Linked DNA regions of Mus musculus: region 2 is linked to region 1. A link is a contact called in ENCODE Hi-C data. All regions are on one chromosome and are shown on one strand. Each heading gives the region's core, a stretch centred on a gene start or an enhancer-like site at or near the end of the contact. The rest is flanking DNA. Distances are from core to core; before and after follow the strand shown.

Evidence for each region. Hi-C counts contacts between places; a loop is a spot of excess contacts on that map.
Region 2: a map of T-helper 1 cell shows a loop between it and region 1 (31-fold over the local background). The contact joins the promoter of Pmis2 here to the promoter of Vmn2r40 in region 1. A Hi-C loop is called at or near these places in 2 of 37 maps with a recorded cell type or tissue (T-helper 1 cell and regulatory T cell).

Annotation. Positions count from the first base shown.
Region 1 is chr7:8,928,662-8,933,606 of GRCm38, forward strand. It overlaps Vmn2r40 (vomeronasal 2, receptor 40), which reads right to left and starts at 2,741. Exons shown (of 6, transcript NM_001105072.1): 1 at 2,545-2,741. The coding sequence starts at 2,741.
Region 2 is chr7:30,669,638-30,674,582 of GRCm38, forward strand. It overlaps Pmis2 (PMIS2 transmembrane protein), which reads right to left and starts at 1,968. Exons shown (of 2, transcript NR_027849.1): 1 at 1,863-1,968; 2 at 1,085-1,543.

The DNA.
Region 1 (4,945 bases), core at 1,491-3,990:
CCACAGATATTGACAAAACAGTAATTCTGATCATGTCTTCATTTTGAAATTATTGAGCAAGAAATAAATTCGTTATTAGAGCCACTGAGTTTATGATAGTTTCTTGTGAAATTAACTGAATTGGTTAAGGAAATGAAACCATAGCCAGGAGTGTTGTCACAGGCCTTTACTACCAGCATTTGGGATGCAGACGAAGGTGGGAGAAAAAAGAAAAAAGAAAAAAGAAAGAAAGAAAGAAAGAAAGAAGTAAAGAAGAAAGAAGCAAAGAAAGAAAGAAAGAAAGAAAGAAAGAAAGAAAGAAAGAAAGAAAGAAAGAAAGAAAGAAAAAGAAAGAAGAAAGAAATGAAACCATTATTTATCAATGCATAATGGTCTCTCTCTCCAGAAATATTTGCTTCCTGTACTTATAATCAATTACAATTAGTGGCCAAAATACTTGACACATCCCTTCATATCTATCCTCATGCTGTTATTTTTTCAATCTTTTATTGAAATAAAATATTCTCTAAAGATTTATTTTTAATTAAATTCAAATATCAAACATGAATTTGGAAATTGATACATGCCAATATTTAAGTTTGTATGTATTTGTGCAAGTACTATTTAGGTTATAAGATTGCAATACATCCAAATGTTTTATAAGATACTTTCCTGTAGACTATCCTCAATTCAAATGCACAATTATGCAGCAGTAGCAGGTGTTTAGTGCAGAGATTAAGGGCTTGTTCCACCACTAATGTATCATTCTTCTACTTCCTATTTACAAACAAATGTGATATATTCACTCTGGGTATTTTATTCATTATGAATTAATTTCTAGGAAACATCTTTGACAACCTTTATCATTACACTAAAACATTACTAGTATCCTACTGAGTACTAGGAAAATAAGGAAATATCTGTGATATTTGTATATGCCAGTATTATATGTTTATAATATAGAAGAGATTTTTTTGTGTAAATTTATATGATATATTCACAGTTTTTGTAAAAAAAAAGTGGACCACTAGACAATGGGAATGGGATAATACCATTGCTTTTGTTTATTTTTATGAAAAGAATAATATCTCCTGTTTTATCCTTGTCATTTCATATAATTTTATCAATGAACACTCTATGTACACCTACATATTTAATGATTAGAATGCAGTAAATACAGTCTTTCACTAAAACTTATACAACTATTGTGTTTTCATTCTATATCCTGTAAAATAGGTCATTTTAATATTATTTATTACCACCCACCCACACACACACACACACACACACACACAAACACACACACACACACACAAATCTTAATTAAAATTATACTAATATACAAAATAAATTTGAGAGTAGACGTTGTGCAATGCTCAAACTACTACCTATAACTTAAATTTAGGAAACATCAGTGTAGCCTAGTTGTCTAAAGGCTGTGTTTTAAAACAATGATCAGCAATCCACAAAAATTGGTGTTGTTACCAAGTTGGTAAAATATGCACTAATATTTACTAAAATTATTGAAATAAGTCCCACAAGATTTAGATATTTTAAAAGGGTCAGGGATTAACCAACTCATAAATGAATGGAGAAGACATTTTTCTTAAATAATGACAAAAAACTAATAGAAAGCTCCTGTATCACTGTCCTCAAACGTTACAACTATCCCACAATACAATTGTCACCCATGCCAGTGACAAGGGACATAAGCAGTCACCACTGTTATTGATAGCCTGCCTATTCAAAGAATGTAATCATATCATTGGATTCCATATGTTCCAAATATGGTTTACTCTAAAGAGAGAGTGCCCAATTGAACTTTGCAAAACATAAAAGTCAGTGACTGTACATAAATAGTGTGAAGTACGAAGCCACAGTGCTTTTGGATTTTATCTTTTAAAACACTTCAATGTTTTGACCCCAAATGAGCTAAATATTCCTTGCTCATATACATACAAAGATATCCATCCAGGCATTCATATGAAGTAGGAATTTCTGAGTGTAAGTATCTTCTCTTTCCAAAACTGATGAAGTTTTAGAAGTCAATAAGTGACAACATGCAATGACTTTGAGACATAAGTTTGTATGTATGTAAAGTTTTTGACAACTATATGTGCCATGAATATTACTGGAACCAGAATATGCTCTAGGAGCAGCACACTTATGGAAGGACTGTCAGCAGAATTTATGACCATTTATTTACATGTACTTTGGATAAAACATAATGCAATATTACAGGATCAATTTCAATAAGTCATCTCTGTCTACAGTGCAATATAAAGTGTCAAAAGGTGGGCTTTATGTTAAAGATCAATGTAGATAATCCTTTATTCCATAGCTTCCAACCTTTAAATTAGAAGAAACCTGGAGTAAAACCAAAACCTCAACTGGATTAATTAAATGGAGAATATAGGATTAAATCTGTAAAAGAATTAAGGTTGTTTCTCGGAGGTCAGACTTAGCACCAGGACAGAAGACTCAAGAATTTGCCTAATCTTCATCCTCAGAGCACTCAAGAAATATTGATGTTCTCATTTCATTTTAAAATACAAATTTACTTACAGAAAATTAAGAGTCTTGTTGAAATAATCTTTTTCAGTGGGTGTCTGAACTGCTGCCAGGATGAAAGCACAACTTAATCCCAAATATTCATCCATTATTTCATCCAAATTTATTCTCCAAAAGCACCTGGGACCAATGAAATTGGCCATGAGAAGTGTAATATTAAGGAGGAAGAAGACTCTCATGAAAATGAACATCTTTTTCCTGCCTTGTTGATTGTGAAGTGCCATGCATATCAGCACATCAGATTTCTACCAGTTTTTATTTCTTTGTGCAAAGGTGAGGTTTATTGCATATTCATGACTCATTTTATTTTTAGGTTTCTCCTGAGCCCTGGAAGAAACTTAAATACTTTCTTCCCTGGGGCTCTGCAACTGGTGTCCACAGCCCATATAATAAACACATGTACGTAAATACTTAGGAGTATGAATCATTCTCAGTCTCCATGATATCATTCATGTTTGTGAATCTGTGGAAGGAAGCCCCTGTGTTCAAATTTAGTCCTTGGAAAGTTTCAACAATTTGATTATGTGAACACAGTCAGAAATGATGTCAGTGGATTGTATCACATTATTCACAGTGAGACATCCAGTAATAGCAAAACTGGAGCTACTGAGGACTCACAGGACACTTTATTACACAGTCCAAGTCATGCAGAGGCAGACTCATGTTTACAGTCACTGAGATCCACAGATCATGTAGAGTGTGGACTATGTCACTAAGTGACAGAAATATCTAAACAAGACCTGTGCTTCCATTATCTTGAGAATATATAAACAGATCAAATCCCAAGTATAGGTAATCAAGCTCTATCTGAAATCATACATTTCTTCACATATCCACAGTTAATTTACATGGTAAAGATTTAGATTTAAAGGCTCAACAAGACCCAGAAAATATGCCATGCTTTGTTCTTTATTTCCAATAGTACATAAAGTCACTCCACTTTCCAAAAATTATTTAGTAATGAAAAAAAATCACGTTAATATTTGGGTTCCAAACCATTATCTCCCTTCCACGTTCTCAATTTTTTTCAACTTAATATCCTAGGCTGATGCATCTATTCTACATTACATATTTTTTACTACATTGTTTTTTGTCATTTTACATTGAGGTAGTGGCTTTTAAGGAATCTTATTTACAAATATCTATTAAATATCTTAGAAACAAATACTGACTGTGACGGGACACTGTGGTTCAATGTGTAAACTTTTCCTGTACATCTAAAAAAATCTATTAAATATTTAAAAAAAAATAGTGACTGTGATGGGACTTTGTGGTTCAATGTGTAAACCTTTCCTGTACATTCTCTACCCATGTATATTTGGTTGCAGTATAGAGTCAACAGTGGCAATCTGAGAGTTTACTGAATATTGTTCACTCATAAACCTGTTCCATTGGATTTGGACTGGAAACAAGAAGAGGTTATATAGGCAGTTCATCAGTATGGGGAATGATATGCTCCATTTTAAGTCAGAGTGACACAAACAAGTTTAGTGTTTTGCATTGTATATTTCTGCATTATATAAAAGTCACTGGTTTTCCTGTGTATGACTGCTTAATCCCTGATAAATTCAGAGTACAGAGACTTTTTATCTAGAGGAATGATAATGGAGCAGTCTTTCATAAGAATACAGAGGAAATTTGTTTTTCAAGTGTGCAAATGAAATTTTCAGTAGTTCAATTTTATTAAATCATTTTTGTTTAATAATTATGATTTCCTGTACATTACCGTACAGTATTGAGGGTTTTATTGTAGCACATTGACACAAATGTAGCATGTACTTTGCTGGTATCTGTACCTCCATGGCCCATGTCTGTCACCCATCTGGCCACTGACTCATTCCTCAGTTCAATCCACCTTCTTCTCCTTTCAAGACATTCTTGTCATGCTCAATTTGCAACTCAAGAATGATATTTTTCTTTCAATTTTCTGACATAAGCTTCATATTTCCTTTATTCCTTTATGCCTTCCCAATTCCTTTATGCCCTTTTAGTCAAATAATTTTTCACTTTTTTCAGATTTTTACTTTTAGATCTATTCATTTATTTTATTTCTATGCATGTTTTATTAATAATTATTGTTTATTTTAATTCTTTGCATTTCAAATGTTATCCTCATACCAAGTTTCCCCTTCAAACTACAACATCACAATTCTCTCCCTTCTGATTTTACGAGGGTGTATGCCCACCCATCCTGCCACCTTACTGCTCTAACTTTTTCTTAAGGAATGGCATCAAGCCTTCACAGAACTTAGTTCCTCCCCTCCCATTGATGCTGGATAAGGCCCACCACTGTTAAATATGCAGCTGGAGCCATGGGTCTCTCCATGTGTATTCTTTGGTTGGTGTTTTAGTTCCTGTGAGTTCTGCGGTGTCTATTTGGTTGATATCATTGCTC
Region 2 (4,945 bases), core at 718-3,217, about 22 Mb after region 1:
TACAGACAGGCCACAATCCCTGGCTTTTACATGGGTTTGCTGATCCAAACTTATACTTGTGCAGCCAGAGGGTTCAAGGCCTGGCTGTCTCTGCTAGGTAGTGCCACCTCTACTGATTCTCGTTTGCTATCCAGACTCTACTGAACTGGACTGCTAGTGTATCTGTGAAGTGTTTGCAAGTGGATGGAGCTGCTGCTGCCGACCTGTGAACTGAACTGCCAAACACAGAAGGGAGTTGCTCCAAAGAACCTTTTTTTTTTTTTTTTAAGATTTATTTATTTCATGTATGTGAGTACACTATTGCTGTACAGATGGTTGCGAGCCTTCATGTTGAAGGGAATTGAATTTTTAGGACCTCTGCTCACTCTGGTCAACCCCGCTCTCTCAGTCCATGCTTGCTCCGGCCCAAAGATTTCTTTATTATACTTAAGTACACTGCAGTTGATTTCAGATGCACCACAAGAGGGCGTCAGATCTCATTATGGGTGGTTGTGAGCCACCATGTGGTTGCTGGGATTTGAACTCAGGACCTTCAGAAGAGCAGTCAGTGCTCTTAACCGCTGAGCCATCTTGCTAGCCCAAGATAGGGTTTTTCTATTACACAGCCCTGGCAGTCCTGAAACTCACTATCTCTGGCTGGTCTAAAACTCATAAATCCATCCTGCCTCTGCCTCCTGAGTGCTGAGATTAAAGTCATGTGACAGCACACGTGGCCAAGGTTTCTGGTTTTTTGCTTTTTGTTTTTTTCCTGCTCTGAGACACCAAAAGCCCAGCACCTCAGCTTGAGAGGGAAGTCATGTAGAGTAAACACACATTCAGATTCCTAAACACACTCCCATCTTATTATGAATTATTATGTATACTTTACAACAAAAACAGGTTCAGGAAATCAAAGACGTGCAATTTTAAAAAATATGTGTGTGTGTTTGTAAGTGTCTCTGCTTCCCAAATTCTGGGATTATAAATGTGTGCCACAGAGCCTGGCACCATTATTGCAGTCTGACTTTCACAGGGTCTAAGCCAACATAGCTCCAGTGAAACTATTATTGATCCAGAGAAACATCTACACCCAGACACAGGCAAAGCCGGGATATTCCCTTCAATTTTATTGGGCTCAGAAATGTGATTTTTTTTTTTTTCATGAAAGAGCAGCTCAGTGGCTTATGCAGATTTAGAACTTGAGATGTGGACTTCCAAGATGCTTTTAGACAGCCGTGGAAGACAAATGAGAATGAACTGGTGGAGTGTAGTCAGGTGGCCTGCCTGGGGCCGTTTTTTGGATGTTGAGTTTTTTGGTTGGTGGGTTTCTTGGCAAGGGCATTTCTGAAGCTCTGAGTTTCTTCTTGATGGCTGGTCAAAGTCTAAGTGAGCATGTCTGTTGGGGGAGGAGCCCGTAGATGCTGATGTGTAGCTTTCATAGGACTAGGACAAGTATATAAATGATGCCTACAAAGGCTACTATGGCCAACATATTAAACCACATAGTTCGAGATGAGTTCCGGTAGGCGTCTTCCCAGTTGCTGCATTTATTGGCTTCGTTGGTCTGTAAGGGTAGGAGCATGAGTATGGGTTTCTGAGACAAGAAGCTCTTGGAAGGAGGGTTGGAGCCCTATAGCCACTGTGGGAAGAGCCCGACCCAAGACCTAGGACACAAACAGTTGCAGGTGGCAAGCAGAGGATAGGATGAGCAGTGGAGGCGGGCGGGGGGTGGGGCGGGGATACTTTTACCTGGATGCTGAAGTATATGGCTAATATCCCAAAGGGTAGGAAAAGAATCATCGCCAAGAGAGCCAGCATGACATAATTCCGAGCGTAAAATTTCAGTTCATCTGGAGTCTGTGGACGGTCTAGTGGCTTCCTACCTGGGGCTCCTTGTTCGTCTGTATCCATGATCTTTTCACTCAATGACAGATCCTGGTGTCTTGAAAATAGAGACCCAGATCCACCGAACTTCCCCGGGCCCTACCCAGAATCCTAAGAGCTGCGCAGTCAAAGGACATTCTTCACAATGGCTGTAAGGACATCTCCAGTCCTGATTGGCTACTCTCAAGAGGTGGGCGTGGTCGCGCTGTTTTTAGACAGTTGGTGCCAAGGAAGTGTGGTGCTGTGACAACTTTGTTCTTGTACCCTCACAGGGATTGATTGTGGGAAAGTCTGCCTCTTGCCTCTTTCTTCTGCCGAGTACCAAGGGATAGGAGAAGGAAGGCCTCAGAAGAGTAGGTAGATAAACCTGTGAGAAAGCTAGATTTAGCCAGGCATTGTGGCGACCATCTTTAATCACAGCACTTGAGAGACTGAGGCAGATCTCCCAATCTCTGTAAATGCAGTGCCAACTTGGTCTACACAGCCAGTTCTGGGACTACATAGTGATGCCCTGTCTCAAAATAATGCCTGCCAGGTCTCAATAGCAAAATCTTACCTGTAGAAAGAAAGATAAGTGGTAGATAGATAGATAGATAGATAGATAGATAGATAGATAGATAGATAGATAGATAGACAGATAGATAGATTGATAGATAGATAGAACCGAGTGAGCTGTGGCCACTTATAATCCCAGCATTTGAGAAAGGATTTCATATAGCCCAGGCTGGCCTGGAATTCACTTGACAGCCAAGAATGAGTTTGATCTCTTGACCCTCTCTTTTCTGCCTTCTGAAGTATAAGGATTGCAGACATACTCCCTATATATCTGGAAGAAAAATTGTATGTATGTATGTATGTATATATGTATGTATGTATGTAAGAACTGCCTTAAAGTGGAATGCCACTTAAATGTAGATATAGCTCAATGGTTTTAGTCCCCCAGAACTGTTTATAAAAATACAAATGGCATAGGAAGTCATCAGGGTGTACTCTTCAGATTGCCCCAGGTTCCTGCTGCCTCACTGCTACGCACACTCCAGTGAAGTTTGCTTGGCAGGCCGAGAAGCCTGGGAGCACTCATGAGGCAAAGAGTTTCAAGGAAACTCACCTCCTGGAACTTTGGCGTTCTCATAATCCGTATATTCATACCCTATCCCCGCGTTAGTGTGGTGTATGGATCCACGTGCTCTCTTTTACTATTGTCTTATTATAAGTGCCTTTAAAGATTGAATTCTGACATAGCTAAGCCTTCGCCAGTGTTCCAATGTCCCAGAAAGACCTTAAAGCCGACAAACTGGGAATTCAGTAGGAATCCAGTGAGGTTACCTATTCAGTAACATTCAGATTTACTTCTAGTAGAGACAGTGAAACTAATTAGGCATTACAAAGAACCTAGCCATAATAGCTCAGGGCTGGTCTGCAGAGTGTTTACTTGAGGCAGTAGCCAGTCTCACCCAAACACAATGGCCTAGCTAATCCGTGGGTTTACCATGTAAAAGTTAGGGAATCCCACTGAGACAGGGATCTTCACTACAGCCAGGTATAGCAGGCTACAATGCATATTAGAAGTAAGTTGGTGAATTCTTCTGACAAATGGAGATTCTCCACAGATACTTAAAAGTTACACTCATACAGGAATTTATCAGGGCCTAGGAAATGGGGGGGGGGGGTTGTGGTATTGCATTGTTCATGAGAAGGTCTGCTAGAGCAGAACCCCCTGGTGCTAGCTTTCACAAGGCTCAAAGAGGTAGCAATAATTGTGACTAGGGTGTGAAATCTTTACCTGTCACTAAGCTGACCCTAGGCAGGACTGCTTTATCTTTACTGTGAACATTTACCTGGTTCCTGTAAGTCCTTTTGAAGTCATTCCTTTGTTTTGTGTCAGGCAACTTCAATGTACTTTGCCTGCTGTGACTTTCTACCCCCTTTATTTTCTGTATTATATAAGACTGGTACTCACTTTGTGACAATACATTCAGATTCTACACAATCTCCTGTGTGCATCTGTCTGTCATTCGCCGACTCCTTGCCCATCTGCACCCAGAGACCCGTTCAACGCAGACAAGGGGCCCAAGAGGGTCTGCGGCACCTCACGAATATACTTCTTGCTAGTTATTCAGTCAGTTACTGAAACTATGAAGGAACTCTGCAGATGCCATTGAGATTGCCAGTCAGAGCCGGGTGGTGGTGGTGGTGCACACCTTTAATCCCAGCACTTGGGAGGCAGAGGCAGGCAGATTTCTGAGTTCCAGGCCAGTCTGGTCTACAGAGTGAGTTCCAGGACAGCCAGGGCTACATAGAGAAACCCTGTCTTTGGGGGGGGGGGGGATCACCAGTTAGTTGACCTTGTGTTGGAAAGAATATGGTTGTGAGGCTAAAATAATAAAGTGAGTTCTTAAAGGACCTTGGTCTTATTGACCAAAGAGACTTGTGGACTGGATGCAAAAGAAAGCTGCTTGTTTAGGACTTGAAGCTATAAGGAGTTACATAGTAAGGGATACAAACCTTTAGCTAGCCATCAGGAACAGCAGGCTTCTGAAATCAGCCATGACCATATTCATTTGGAAGACGGCCTGAATGTTGAATGAGAATTTAGCAGAGGGAACACCTTATTTTAACCATAGGAGATCCTGACCGGAAAGCTGGCACATAGACCTGCAAGTCGGTAAGTAAGCTTATGGAGATTGTTGTGCTCTGGTGGAAAATGAATCATATTTTTCAAGCAACGTGGTAATTAGCGATTCATGTGATAACCATCAGTGGACACTCATATAATACCACTGGGGTTCAGCTGAGTAGGGCACACGTGTACACACATGTACACACATGCATGCAGAGGCTCATCTTTTTCAGGCAAGCACTCTAGCACTGAGCTATATCTGTAGCCCTTTATTTTTTCTTTTTTTATTAGATATTTTCTTTCTTTACATTTCAAATGTTATCCCCTTTCCTAGTTCCCCCTCTAAAAATCCCCTATCCCCTTCCCCCTGCTCTCCAACCCACCCACTTCCATCTGTAGTCCTTTAAACAAGCATTTTTAATTTTTGAGATGGGTTCTCACTATGTAGCCCTGGGTGGCCTG